Linked DNA regions of Homo sapiens: region 1 is linked to region 2. The links are chromatin contacts, found by Hi-C or POLR2A ChIA-PET in ENCODE. All regions are on one chromosome and are shown on one strand. The core of a region is the stretch at or near the end of the contact, and the rest is flanking DNA. Distances in the headings are between cores, read along the strand shown. Region 1 overlaps LPP (LIM domain containing preferred translocation partner in lipoma). Region 2 holds the start of TPRG1-AS1 (TPRG1 antisense RNA 1).

Region 1 (5,878 bases), core at 1,350-3,849, 93 kb before region 2:
AGTTCCAGACCAGCCTGGCTGACATGGCGAAAACCTGTCTCTACTAAAAATACAAAAATTAGCCAGGCATGATGGCACGTGCTTGTAGTCCCAGCTACTTGGGAGGCTGAGGCATGAGAATCACTTGAGCCCAAGAGGCAGAGGTTGCAGTGAGCTGAGATCATGCCACTGCACTCCAGTCTGGGGGACAGAGTGAGACTCTGTCTCAAAAAAGACAAAAAGAAAGAAAGAAATTTGATTGTGTCTCAAGTGGGCAAGTTTGGCTTGGGGTCTTTCATGAGGTTTCTGGTGTGAGGTCTCTCAAAGGCTGCTTCTCCTTACACCTGGGCCAGGAGTGTTTGAACAGCTAGTCTGGAACAACTTGGGGTCTTCAGGTATCTCCCTCTATCTGCATGTGGTCTCTCCAGCTTTGGGATAACCTAACTTCTTACATGGTAACTGCTATAGTTTGAATGTGTCCTTTAAGTTAATGTGTTGGAAACTTAATTCCCAATGCAACAGTGTTGAGAAGTGGGGTATAATAAGAGATGATTAGGTTATGAGGGCTCTCCCCTTATGAATGGATTGATGCCATTATTTTGGAAGTAGGTTAGTTATTGAGAGAGTAGGATGTTATAAAGTGAGTTTGACTCCCTCTTGCTCTCTTGCTGTCATCCTCTCTTGACCTTCTGCCTTCTGCCCTGGAATGACACAGTATGAAGGCCCTCACCAGATGCTGGCACCATGATCTTGGACTTCCCACCCTCCATTATCATAAACCAAGTAAATTTATGTTGTTCAAAAGTGACACAGTCAGTGGTATTGTATTATAGCAACACAAAGCAAACTAAGATAGCAACTGAGGACTTCAAAGGTATGTATTTCAAGAGAAAACTATATCACATTTTAAGATTAGCATTAGGAGGGCTGGGTGTGGTGGCTCACTCCTGTAACCCCAGCACTTTGGGAGGCCAAGGCAGGTGGATCACCTGAGGTCAGCAGTTCGATACCAGCCTGGCCAAACATGGTGAAACCCCATCTCTACTAAAAATACAGAAAAAAAAAATTGGTGAGCACAGTGTCGGGCACCTGTAATCCCGGCTACTCAGGAGGCTGAGGCAGGAGAATCGCTTGAACCCGGGAAGTGGAGGTTGCAGTGAGCCGAGATTGTGCCAGTGCACTACAGACTGGGCAAAAAGAGGGAGACTCTGTCTCAAAAAAAAAAAAGGTTAGCATTAGAAGTCAGGCAGCATCACTGCTATGACATTCTCTTGGCCAGGCAGTTGCATAGGTTCTCCCAAGACCTCACCTCTTAGTGGTGGACTGTTAGTATCACATTGTGAGATGGGATGTGTTTTGGTGTAGTCATCTTTGAAAATTACAACTTGCCATAGCATATGAACAGATAACACTATACTTGGGTTCTCTGCTATGGTGCTGTGAAAGAACAGAAGAGGAGAGTGATTAACAGAAGAGGTAACATTCACATATCATGGGCCATATAATTTGATGTATGTAACTTGTTAAGGAAATACGTTCAAGGCAGGGGCAACAGCAGGTGGAAAGGCATGAAAGAACAATGAGCACAAAGTGTTTAAAAGCTTGGGTTGACAGGAACAAAGACTGAGTTGTAGGAGAGGTGACAGGCTAGGGGCCTAGACAGGGGAGGTAGGACAGCATCCTGAAGGGCCTTGAACATCAAGTTAAAACGTTTGGCTTTGGGGAGCAGTCACTGTCTTTAGAGCACAGGCATATAAACTGATCGTCTTTGGTAATCTCTTCCATCTACAATCTTTCTTTCCTTTGATAGTAAACATATCATCTCTGTTAAAGTTGCTTCCTAGCTTAAACTGAACACAGACTCCAAACCATTGAAGCACTTTAGATTTTTTTCTTTTTTTTTTTTCCTTTTCTTTTACTCACCACAAACAACTCTAGAATGGCATGCATTTGAACAAACCAAAAGTGATTTCACTCTTCTAATTTTCAGTGCTTTTTGGCTAAATGCAGAGTGAGAAATTCATACCTTTTTCAAGCAGTGTGGGTTCTTTTTCCCAATTTCTGTCATCCATCTGGTTCTCTGGAGGTCTTGGAATCCAGGAAAGTGTTAGTTCACTGTGCTGAAATCCAAAAAAGACTGCTAAACTGTGAAAGAAAATTTGCATTCCAGAGACACTGAAAGAGTTAGTCCACCACCCTTTTGCAACAGCAAGGAGAAAACATCTGTATTTCCTGCCTCTTTGTCTTTAAGCAGTTATAGAATGGAAAACCCTATACTCCCTGGCTGTGCGTTTCATACCTAGTTAATCTAAATCACTTTTGGCAGGGTGGGGGAGGAATCAAAACATGGAATTATTTTATTTCTAGTGTCAGAAAATATTACAGCCAAGATACTGTTTAAGGGAAGCAAATTACTTCACCAGCTTCCTTTTGAGCTCCTCATGAGGTTTAATTCTCATGAATGGGTCCTAGAGCCGACATTTGACATACACATCAGCAGTGCCCTCTTCGGAAGGGAACCGCACAGTCACAGCCATGATGTTGGCATGTCTTTATGGCCTTCCTAAGTCATGTGCTGTCTTTTGTCTTCCATTGGCAGAAATACAATTAGAAGGCCTTGTTCTCAACAGAAGCCAAATGATTGCCAAATCTGTTCAACTGATCTCTAGAGAATTGAAGTTAGCTCATGGCCCTCTGGCTGTTCTCTTTGCCACTCCCAGGAGTTATAGGCTTAAAGTTATCCCTTTCTTTTGAAAGAGGATCAAGTTTGGTTCAAAGAAGCTTTTCTATCATCCCCAGGAGTACAAAGAGAGCCCTTCCATGACCCTAGTTGTTTGGCTCAGACCACTTATAGCTTACTGTAATTTAGGAAGTAATTGTAATTCATAAAGCCAGGTAGATAATAAACATCTTGGCAGGGTTGAGTTTCAGGCAGCTCTGAAGGGAACCAACATGTGAGTGGAATGGTATTGGGAACATTTCTAGTCTCTGCTTGCAGATCTTGATTCTAATGGATGACTCAAACTGGTTTAATTCTGATCTGAAATGTGCAGGCAGGCAGTCATTACTCTGTATACACATAGCTGAAAACATCATCACTTAAGCATGGGTTTTAGACATTCTCCTGGATGAGTTAGTTACCCATGGTAGACAAATACTGTAAGTAAAAAGAGCATTCTCCTAATTTCTATGTTGTGTGATTAACTTCAGATCATTTATATTCCTGGAGAAATATGTAGCACTATTTTTTCTTTAAAAGATATATTCTTGCTGAGGTAGAATAAAGAACAGAAAAGTTGTAAGAGGCCTTAGATTTTAGGTTATTTAATGTCATTTAATTTTGTATTCAACCAATACTTACTGATTGCCTGTTATGTCTTAAGCGCTGCCGCAGAGGCTGCAAATGCAGTAGTGTCTTGAACAAACTAGTGTAAGATGAACAATAAGCATGGCAGAAGCATAGTAGCAACTAAATTCATGAAGTGATATCATAGTGATAAGCACTATGAAGAAAGCAACAGGATAAAGAGACAGAGTCTGGCTCTGGAGAGGGGGCTGCTGAAATAGTGTGGTGATGCAGGCCATCTGAGGATAGTAATGAAATTTGGGGGATGTCTATGGGAGTAGATGCTGTTGGATGAATCTTTGGAGTACTCCCAAATGATTGTTCATTCATTTACTTACTAAAATATTTACTGAGCTCCTTCTCTGTGCCCCAGGCATTGTTCTGGAAACTGAGGGTGATGCTTTGAACAAGACAAAGAACCATGCCCTATTGAAGCTTTTGTTCAGCCCTCAAATCACTCCATTTCAAGGGACCAAAAGCCCTATTAACTTAATTCCCTTATTTTATAGCTGACGGAATTTAGGCCCAGGGAGGAAATGCTTTGTACAAAACTCACTGCTGGTGGCTGACGTTGGCAAGACTGGAATACAGCCCTTGACTTCTGCTTTATTTCTCCTTGCCACTGAGCCATACAGAGTCTCTGTAACCATCTATGTCAGCAATTCTAGTTTAGTGCTGGGGTTGGTTAGCACTGTGACCCAAAGATAAGTCTTTTTCTCTATCAAGGCCTCATGTCTACTCTTAATAAAGGTAACAAAATTGAGGGTTGTTAAGATGGGGCTTCACAGGCGTGGGTACCAGGGGCTTTGTTGGACCTTGATTACGGTTAAGTCAAGAAAATGGACCTTGCCAAGTATAACTGCCGCAAACTAGACAGAGAACTGTATGAGACTTCTTATTGGCTCATAGACTTCTCTGTACACACTCTAAATGCATGGTATGTAACTACTCCATCACTTGATAGGCATTCCAGGTATGTAAACTAAATAAGATACATGGCAAGAAAAATTACCTGCTGAAGACAAAACAACAAAAACAAAATAATCTGTATTTTTCCAAACTCAATATTCAATATTCAAGGGAGTATGGGTACTTGTGTATATATTTTATACTTGTCTACTTCTCTCCAGTAATAAGAATGATAGAAGTTGGCTCAGTTGATTAGTCAGAGGCTGTTGAACCAAGATGTAGGGTCGATCCTTCTGTGTAACAGTAATTCTCTCCAGCGAAAAGAGCTTTATAACAATATCTTTATATCTATTTACATTCTTAAACAGTGCTTCTCCCATTTCTTATAATATTTAATTCTCATTGTTAAGAGATTGTTAAGGCAGAATACTTAGTATCCCATTCTATAGATGAGAAAATTGACACCCATGTAGCTTATGGAATTTTGTTCAAGGTGCTGTGAATTCCAGCTACTCTGGAAATTCACTGCCTCAATGAAACTGGTCTAAATGTTGGTTAATAGCCTCTATTTATAGGTTGCTGATAGTAGGAATTATGAAAGCTGGACCTAAGGCTTCCTAATGTGAGGCTTTGGATAGGATTATCTGCTCTGAGCTCTTAGCCAGAAGGCCCCCATATTTATCAGTGTGCAACAATCTTGTTTTGACAGCGACAAAACCCAAGTAGTGTCACATACTCAGCTTAACAATTTTTCATTGGCTATGTAAGTAATTATGTTAATTTTATCATATTCTTATTGTTAAGTGGGACAGAACACCAGGGAGATGTGTTGGTATTCAAAAAGGGACCTAGTGTGGGGTTGGGAGAAGAGCACTGCATAGAAACCATGCCATCTGCGTCCTGGACTTTTTCACAAAATAGTATATCACATTGGGCAAATATACCACAATAGGCAAATCAGCTTCACAAAATGCAGTGTCCTAGTATGTGAGGTGAGACAGTTGGACAAGATGATTCGGGGAATTTTTCAAGCTCAACCAAACTATGTATTTATGAGAGGCTATGGGAAATCTGCATGCTAAAGATTATTAACTGCATTCTGAATAATTGCCTTTATACAGAATAACGGAGAAAGATATCTGAGAAACTTGTTAATTGGAGGACAGTGTGAAGTAGAAGAATGAGCCTTTCTCTTTGTACTTTAGAAAACACAGGTTCAAATCCTGGCTGCATTTATAGCTGTGTGTCATGTAATGCGGAAAAGAATTCTACCATTCTACCTCCTATACCAGATTGCTCTGGAGATTAGACGGGCTCCTGTTTGTGTACATTTAGTAAACTTTAAGGATTGTACCAAATCAAAGTATCAGTTATTATTTTTGGTGTATAAAGGAATATAAATTACTTTTATGAAGAATTAAGAAATGTATGGATTTGGGGTATAATAAGGTTTACACAGAAGAAGAGCTTTTTCACAAAATTCCCAGGAAAGCAGGGGGAAACTCACTTAGAAATCTAGAAGCCCATTTTATATTATGACATTATCCAATTATCCCAGAGTATCATATACACAATTCCTTAGATAATCCATTTGTTGAAAGGACAGATATAAAATATAGGAGAATTAATGGTGAAGGGAAAAAA
Region 2 (5,986 bases), core at 1,116-3,615:
CACCTCTACCTCCACTTGTCCAAATGCTACCAATTCTTCCAGGATCTGTTCATGCTCCTTTACCCTCACTGCAGCCATCCTGAACCCTTCTCCCCACCTTGGGGAGTATCTGCTTGTTCTTCCCTGGTGCTCATGGCATTTGGTTTATTGTGCTAATCAGAGCGCTCATCATCCACTGACTGGTATTACACAGTTACTTGTGTATCTGTCCTAGGCCCTTACCTACTTATCTCCAACCTAAAGGCATGTCTATTATTTCTGCATCTCAAATAGAAGCAGACACAGTTAATGCAAAACCATATTATTGAATAAGTGCTCAGTAATGATGACTATTATGCACTTGAGACTGGAGACCTAGGACAGAGACAGGAGCATATCTGGATTTAAATCCCAGTTCTACTGTATGTTAGCTGTGTAACCCTGGGCAACTTTATTTATTAATAATAAAGTATGTGAGCAATCTTATATCACTGTACAGAGTGCTCATATATGTTATCCAGCTTAATTCCTAGAACAACCCTGTGTGAGAAGAACTACTGAGTGCTGACACTAGTCATAGTGCTAGACTCATAGCTGAATTCAGATTCCAAATTAAGTAGCCTGATTGTAGATACAACCATTCACATGCGAACATTTTGCTTTTTTCCTGGCTCAGCACTGCCAGTACTGCTTCTTTGAGGTACAATTATGCCCATTTTACAGATGAGAAAACTGAGACTTAGAAAGCTTAAATAATTTGTCAGTATTGTAAAACTACCTATCTTTGTTATCAGAGAAACATGACTGTGACCAACCTAGGTATATACAATTTTCCACAGCCATGTGAAAGTTTTATGACTCTTTAACATTTCTGGTTGTCTGCTATGCTCGGTGCATTGGGCTGGCTGGACCTTGTATATGTTGGGAAGAAGGAGGACTTACAAAGACTAAGATACAGTCTTTGCTTCCAAGAGGTAAATAAAAAACAACTAAAATATTCTATCATCCACACCTATTCCCTCTCCCTTCTTTTTTCAGCATGTTACTGGATGCTGCCTCTTTATCCATCTGCCCTGGTGGAGATCTTGAGGTTACAGGAATAGCCAAGAGAGACACAGGCAGAGTTAAGTCCAAAGCAGTCAGCAAAGGTGGGGAGACATAGATGGGTCCAGGTGGTAAGTAGGATTGGCCTTGTTATTGGAAGCTGAATGTAGTTACTGGACTTGGAGATTTCGGTTTCTAGAGAAGACAGCAGCTCTCCATGCCCAGTTTAATACTGTGGATTAGCGTGGGAGTGGCCCCAGACCCACAGGCAGAAAAGGCCAATGGTCAGAGTGGAGATCCTCAGGACACTCCAGGTGTCTGAGGGAACGTAGGTTTATCCCTCTTTATTACTAAGTGGATTGCTGCTCCCCCTTGCAGGCCAAAGCATGAATACTGGACATAGCCCACATCGAGGGTAGAGAACTTGGTTTTGGCTCTCAAGTCGACCACTCATCAGCAGATGACTGTGAGCAAGTCACTTCCTCCCTCCAAGACTCCATTTCTACAGGGATTCCATAAAATGGGCATAAGAATTTTCACTGTGCTCGTATGGACTGGATTAGGCCATCATGTGCATTAACACACTTGGCTGTGAGCACTAGGTGCAGCCAAGATGCTGATGGGAAAGAAAAGTCTAGGTTTTGCCCCCTGCGTCGTTCCTCGTGACAGGATTATGCTGAGGGAGGGCACATTAGATTGACTCACACATACTGAAATGGTCATAGTTATTGAGGTTACCCAGTTTCCAGGCCTGAACTAGTAAACCCAGCAATGAGAATCAGCCAGCATTAGCAAGTTTTCCGTGTGGGAGTGGGGTGGGGGTGGGGACTGGAGGGAGCAGGCGCTGAACCAGGAAAGGAGGAGGATGCTCATCATTGGCTAAAGATCCATGCCTGGAAATTAACGGCGTTAAAGTGAGACTTGCTTCAGGTTCCAACCCGGTAAGGCAAATGGAGAGGCTGTCAGGAGACCAGAAGTTTACCTCAGCTATTGCACCGACGCACCACGTGCTCTGGTGCACATCCACCGCCTCTTCCTGCCTCAGTTTCTCCTTTTGTAAAACAACAGCTTGTAAAGGCCTGGGGATCTTCTCATCCACGGGAGTTTTCTAAGGATGCAGGCGAAAGAGGTAGGAAAAGTACTCTGTCTCTGTCCTGGGTGTTCGGGATCAAGGCCTTTTGAACCAATTCCGGAATCCGCCACCGGGCGGTGGTAGGAGAGAGCCAGAGGATTCGTCAGTAAGTGTGCGTGCGTGACAGAGGGCTTTTAAATAGATCGCTTTGTATCTAGCACGGTAGCACCTGCTTCTAAGCTTCCAACGGCAGCTCGAGCAACGCGATCATTCAGAAGCGGCCGCTTTCCATTCACGTCTATAATTAGCGCGCAGGCTGCAGCTCAGGCTCGAGCTGCAAAGCGGGGCGGCGGCCTTGTGGGCGGGGCCACCACCTCCTAGCCCCGCCCCCTTCGAATTCCACCTTCCCAGCCCTTCCCAGCCAGGAGCCTCCTGCAGCCTCCTCCCCACCCCCACTGTCTGTCCTCGCCCTGGTTCTGGGCTTCGCTCTCGGCGCTCCAGGATTCCTGGACGACAGGGCCCAATCGTACCCTCACTCTGGGATCACTCTTGTGCAGTAAATAAGCACCTTGAAAGATGCATTCCAGGAGGGCAGCTATATTTAGAGTGGCATCCTCCTCTCCTCCCCGCACGCTCCTGCGTCCCGCCCTCTCCCCTCCCCGCCCCGCTCCCCGATGCCCCTCCCAGCCACCTCTCCCTCTTTGTCGCATTACATAGTAATCTGAGATGCACTGGATGTGCTCCAGGGAACAGAATGTACTTGGCAGAGACGCGGGGCTTGATGTCTGCAAAATGTCGGAAACGCAGCCAAGAGCTGCTAACTGGGTCATTAACCTCCAAAAGCAAAGCGAGGACTGTAAGGCCCGCTCTGCCTCCCTTCATCTCGCCAATAAAAGTGCCTCAGTGTGAGGGGGAAGAAAAAGCCCAAGGTTGACTGCTTTGATTTCTAGGCACCAAAGGCAGGCCCGTCCTCTCGTCCTGGCCCAGGCCCCAGCCCCTCCGGGCCAGCCCCTGCGCCACATCAGAGTTTACAAGTGACCTTTGAAAGGCTCAGCAACCCCGCAGGGCCATGCTTGCGCCTCAGCAAAGAAGTTACCCAGCAGCCGTTCCCTACCGCACAGCCTTGGACACATTTTCTTGGGTCCAGGAGGAGTTAAGGGAGTGGGGGTGAGTAGGGGTGAAAGGAGAAGGTTCCAGGTCCTTCACCTACAGTGAAGGGCTCTGCTGTCTCTCCCCTCCTCTGCTTCTCTCCCTCTTTTTCCTCCCCCTCCTCTTTCTTCTTTCTTGTCTTCCTCCTCTCCCTCTTCCACTTCTTTCTGAGAGCAGGCTTTGAGGTAGGTTCATGAATACATGGCCTGGGTCCAGGGGATTTGCATTCAAGCCGCTTGCAGCTCTGTTACTTGCTATGTGACCTTGGGTGAGTCACTCATTTCTCTGCTTTTAAATTCCCTTCTTCTCCATTGTTCACCACAATAACACCTTCCTGACATACATCACAAAACAGTGAGGCCAAATGAGAAAGTCTTTCCCTGACCGCCTTGTCTTTCACCCCTCTGAAAGCCCTGAGGTCCAAAGTGCCTCTGGCCTTGTGTGTACTCCTGGAAAATAGGAATACAAGTGGTCTCACCAGAAAGATTCAAACGTTTGAATGTTTTCAAGGGGATAGCCCCTAAAATCCACCCTCTTCAAGTTTTCTAGCCCTGTGAGGTTGCCAAACAGACACTTCCCCCTAATGCTCCAACCCACTTCTCCAGTGGCTAGAGAGAGAAAGTGACCGGTACAGAAACCAGAAGAGGTTGTGCAGTTCCTCAAATGAGACTCCCTTCCTTGTTGGAGGGAAGACAGTCAGCCTGGTAAGACTAGCAGCAGCCCACGAGATGTGGGTCTGAGCAGTCTCAACAAAAGTCCAGGATGAGGAGAATGGAGATTTGTGCAGCCATGCTGATAAGAGGAGGAAAGCTCGCTCCTGGTGCTCTCTAGGAAATTAGAACCAAGCCCAGCCTGGCATCAGCACCCTTCCTGCCTCATCTCTCGTTGGTCTTACCACTCCTTCCATGGCAGCCACATCAGATGGGTTCTGGCTGGTCGCGGTGCTCCATGGACGCCTCCTGCTTTCCTGCCACTTGGGCCTTGGCTGAGATGTCTTAAAAAATTTTTTAAACTCATCAGAATTTGATGGCCTCTATTTGGCCTATCTCTGCCACACATTCAAATCTTTCACATCCCTCAAAACCCAGCTTCAATGCCATCTCCTCTATTTAGATGTCACTTCTTTCTCTTTCAGTCTCAGTACACCCAGCCAGCCTTGGGTTATGCCATTTTTGTGCTTGCTAGATCCCTCTTATGCCATAGAGATTTCTCTGTGGATACAAACTCTGCTGTTGATCTCAATACTGATGGCTAAGGTATATCATAATACATCATAAATACATCCTGGTTTGCCATCTCAGTTTATGACTTTGTCTTGGTATAATATAAAATGTACCTTATGGCTAAGGTACATCATAAGGTACATCATAATACATCCTGATTTGCCATCTCAGTTTATGACTCTGTCTTGGTATAATTAGTTATTAATAGGTCCCTCCTTCACCTTGAAGTTTTTGGGTTTGGATGATAAATTATACAGTCACCTTACTGAGGGTCTCTATCCAAGTACATGGTACATTAGCAGGGGCTCAGTAAATGTGGCAAAGTACCTTAAAGGGCATTTAAAGGATCTTTTATACCCAGGTCACTGGGGCTCTCAGCCCTACCCTTTTCACTCCTTTTCTGGAGGCAGGCTACCATTTGTTCCTCTTCTCTCAAGGACTGCAGAATGACCTATGACCACTTTCTTTTTGACAAGCCTTTCCAGGATTTCAAAATGCTCTGACCCAACAAGAGAAATCACTTACCACAATCCTACCCCTTCTTCTCAGCCCCTAAACAGTAGAACAGCCACTGGATATTGGAAATAGGTATCAGACACTAGAGAAGGTCAGAACACAGCTGGTGCGATATATCATTTCCAGCCTCAACTGGACTTTTGGCCTTGCCCAATTTCTTTTTTTGTTTGTTTGTTTGTTTGTTTTTGTTTTTGAGATAGAGTCTTGCTCTGTCACCCAGGCTGGAGTGCAGTGGCATGACCTCGGCTCACTGCAACCTCTGCCTCCTGGGTTCAAGTGATTCCCCTGCCTCAGCCTCCCGAGTAGCTGGTACAGGTGCCCACCACCATGCTTGGCTAATTTTTGTATTTTTAGTAGAGATGGGGTTTCACCATGTTGGCCAGGCTGGTCTCGAACTCCTGACCTCAGGTGATCTGCCTGCCTCAACCTCCCAAAGTGCTGGGATTATAGGCATGAGCCACTGCGCCCAGCCAGACTTGCCCAATTTCTTTGACAGTCCAAGTTTTCAGAATTGCCTCTATTTACACAGTTGCCTTAGGAGAGGATCACAACTTGGAAAGCTTGAAGCTTCTTTATTATAAACTATGTAGTTAACATTCTAGGTTCTGTTCAGAGGTCAGAAAAGATAAGGTCTCTTGTGCTTTTTCATCATAATAAAAAACTTACTCAAAAGTCAGCCTGTTGGGGTGAGTGTTTGTTGACTTTTTAAACAAGATATCAAGCATTTGGAAGTAACAGAGGCAATACGCCCAGCCGTGTGAATGGAGCTCTAGCTTCAGCATCAGGAAGCCTGGGTCGACGTCTCCTCCTCTGACTCATTGCTTGCTGAAACATGAATCATATGCCCTTTCTCAGCACTGGGTCTCACTTCCTTCATCTCCCCTATAAAATGGGCGTATTTGCCATTCCTACCACACAGGAGGGGGCTGAGGCTTTCAGAGTCCTTGCTAATTACACACAAAAATATTATTAAAAGTAAAAATAAGCCATAGTGTGATTTTGA

The links. Hi-C counts contacts between places; a loop is a spot of excess contacts on that map. ChIA-PET counts read pairs that join two places held with the same protein, here RNA polymerase II (POLR2A). Pooled maps may share reads with other maps.
Region 1: a loop to region 2 is called in a map of gastrocnemius medialis, with 6 times the contacts of the local background. The contact joins the enhancer-like site here to the promoter of TPRG1-AS1 in region 2. A Hi-C loop is called at or near these places in 10 of 168 maps with a recorded cell type or tissue (CD14-positive monocyte, astrocyte of the cerebellum, dorsolateral prefrontal cortex and 5 more) and 7 of 50 pooled maps. POLR2A ChIA-PET finds 5 or more read pairs at or near these places in 6 of 52 experiments (AG04449, B cell, BJ and 3 more).

What each region holds. Positions count from the first base shown.
Region 1 is chr3:188,851,957-188,857,834 of GRCh38, forward strand. The region is part of intron 9 of LPP (LIM domain containing preferred translocation partner in lipoma); the gene reads left to right. Among named protein-coding and RNA genes, the nearest start is that of TPRG1-AS1, 93 kb to the right of the region's middle. Within about 2 kb of position 2,600, at least 6 of the 41 ENCODE cell types and tissues checked have a DNase peak (open chromatin) inside an H3K27ac peak, as active enhancers do; they include dorsolateral prefrontal cortex, gastrocnemius medialis and mammary epithelial cell, where a contact is called at or near this core.
Region 2 is chr3:188,945,274-188,951,259 of GRCh38, forward strand. TPRG1-AS1 (TPRG1 antisense RNA 1) reads right to left here and starts at 2,366. Exons shown (of 2, transcript NR_046873.1): 1 at 2,006-2,366.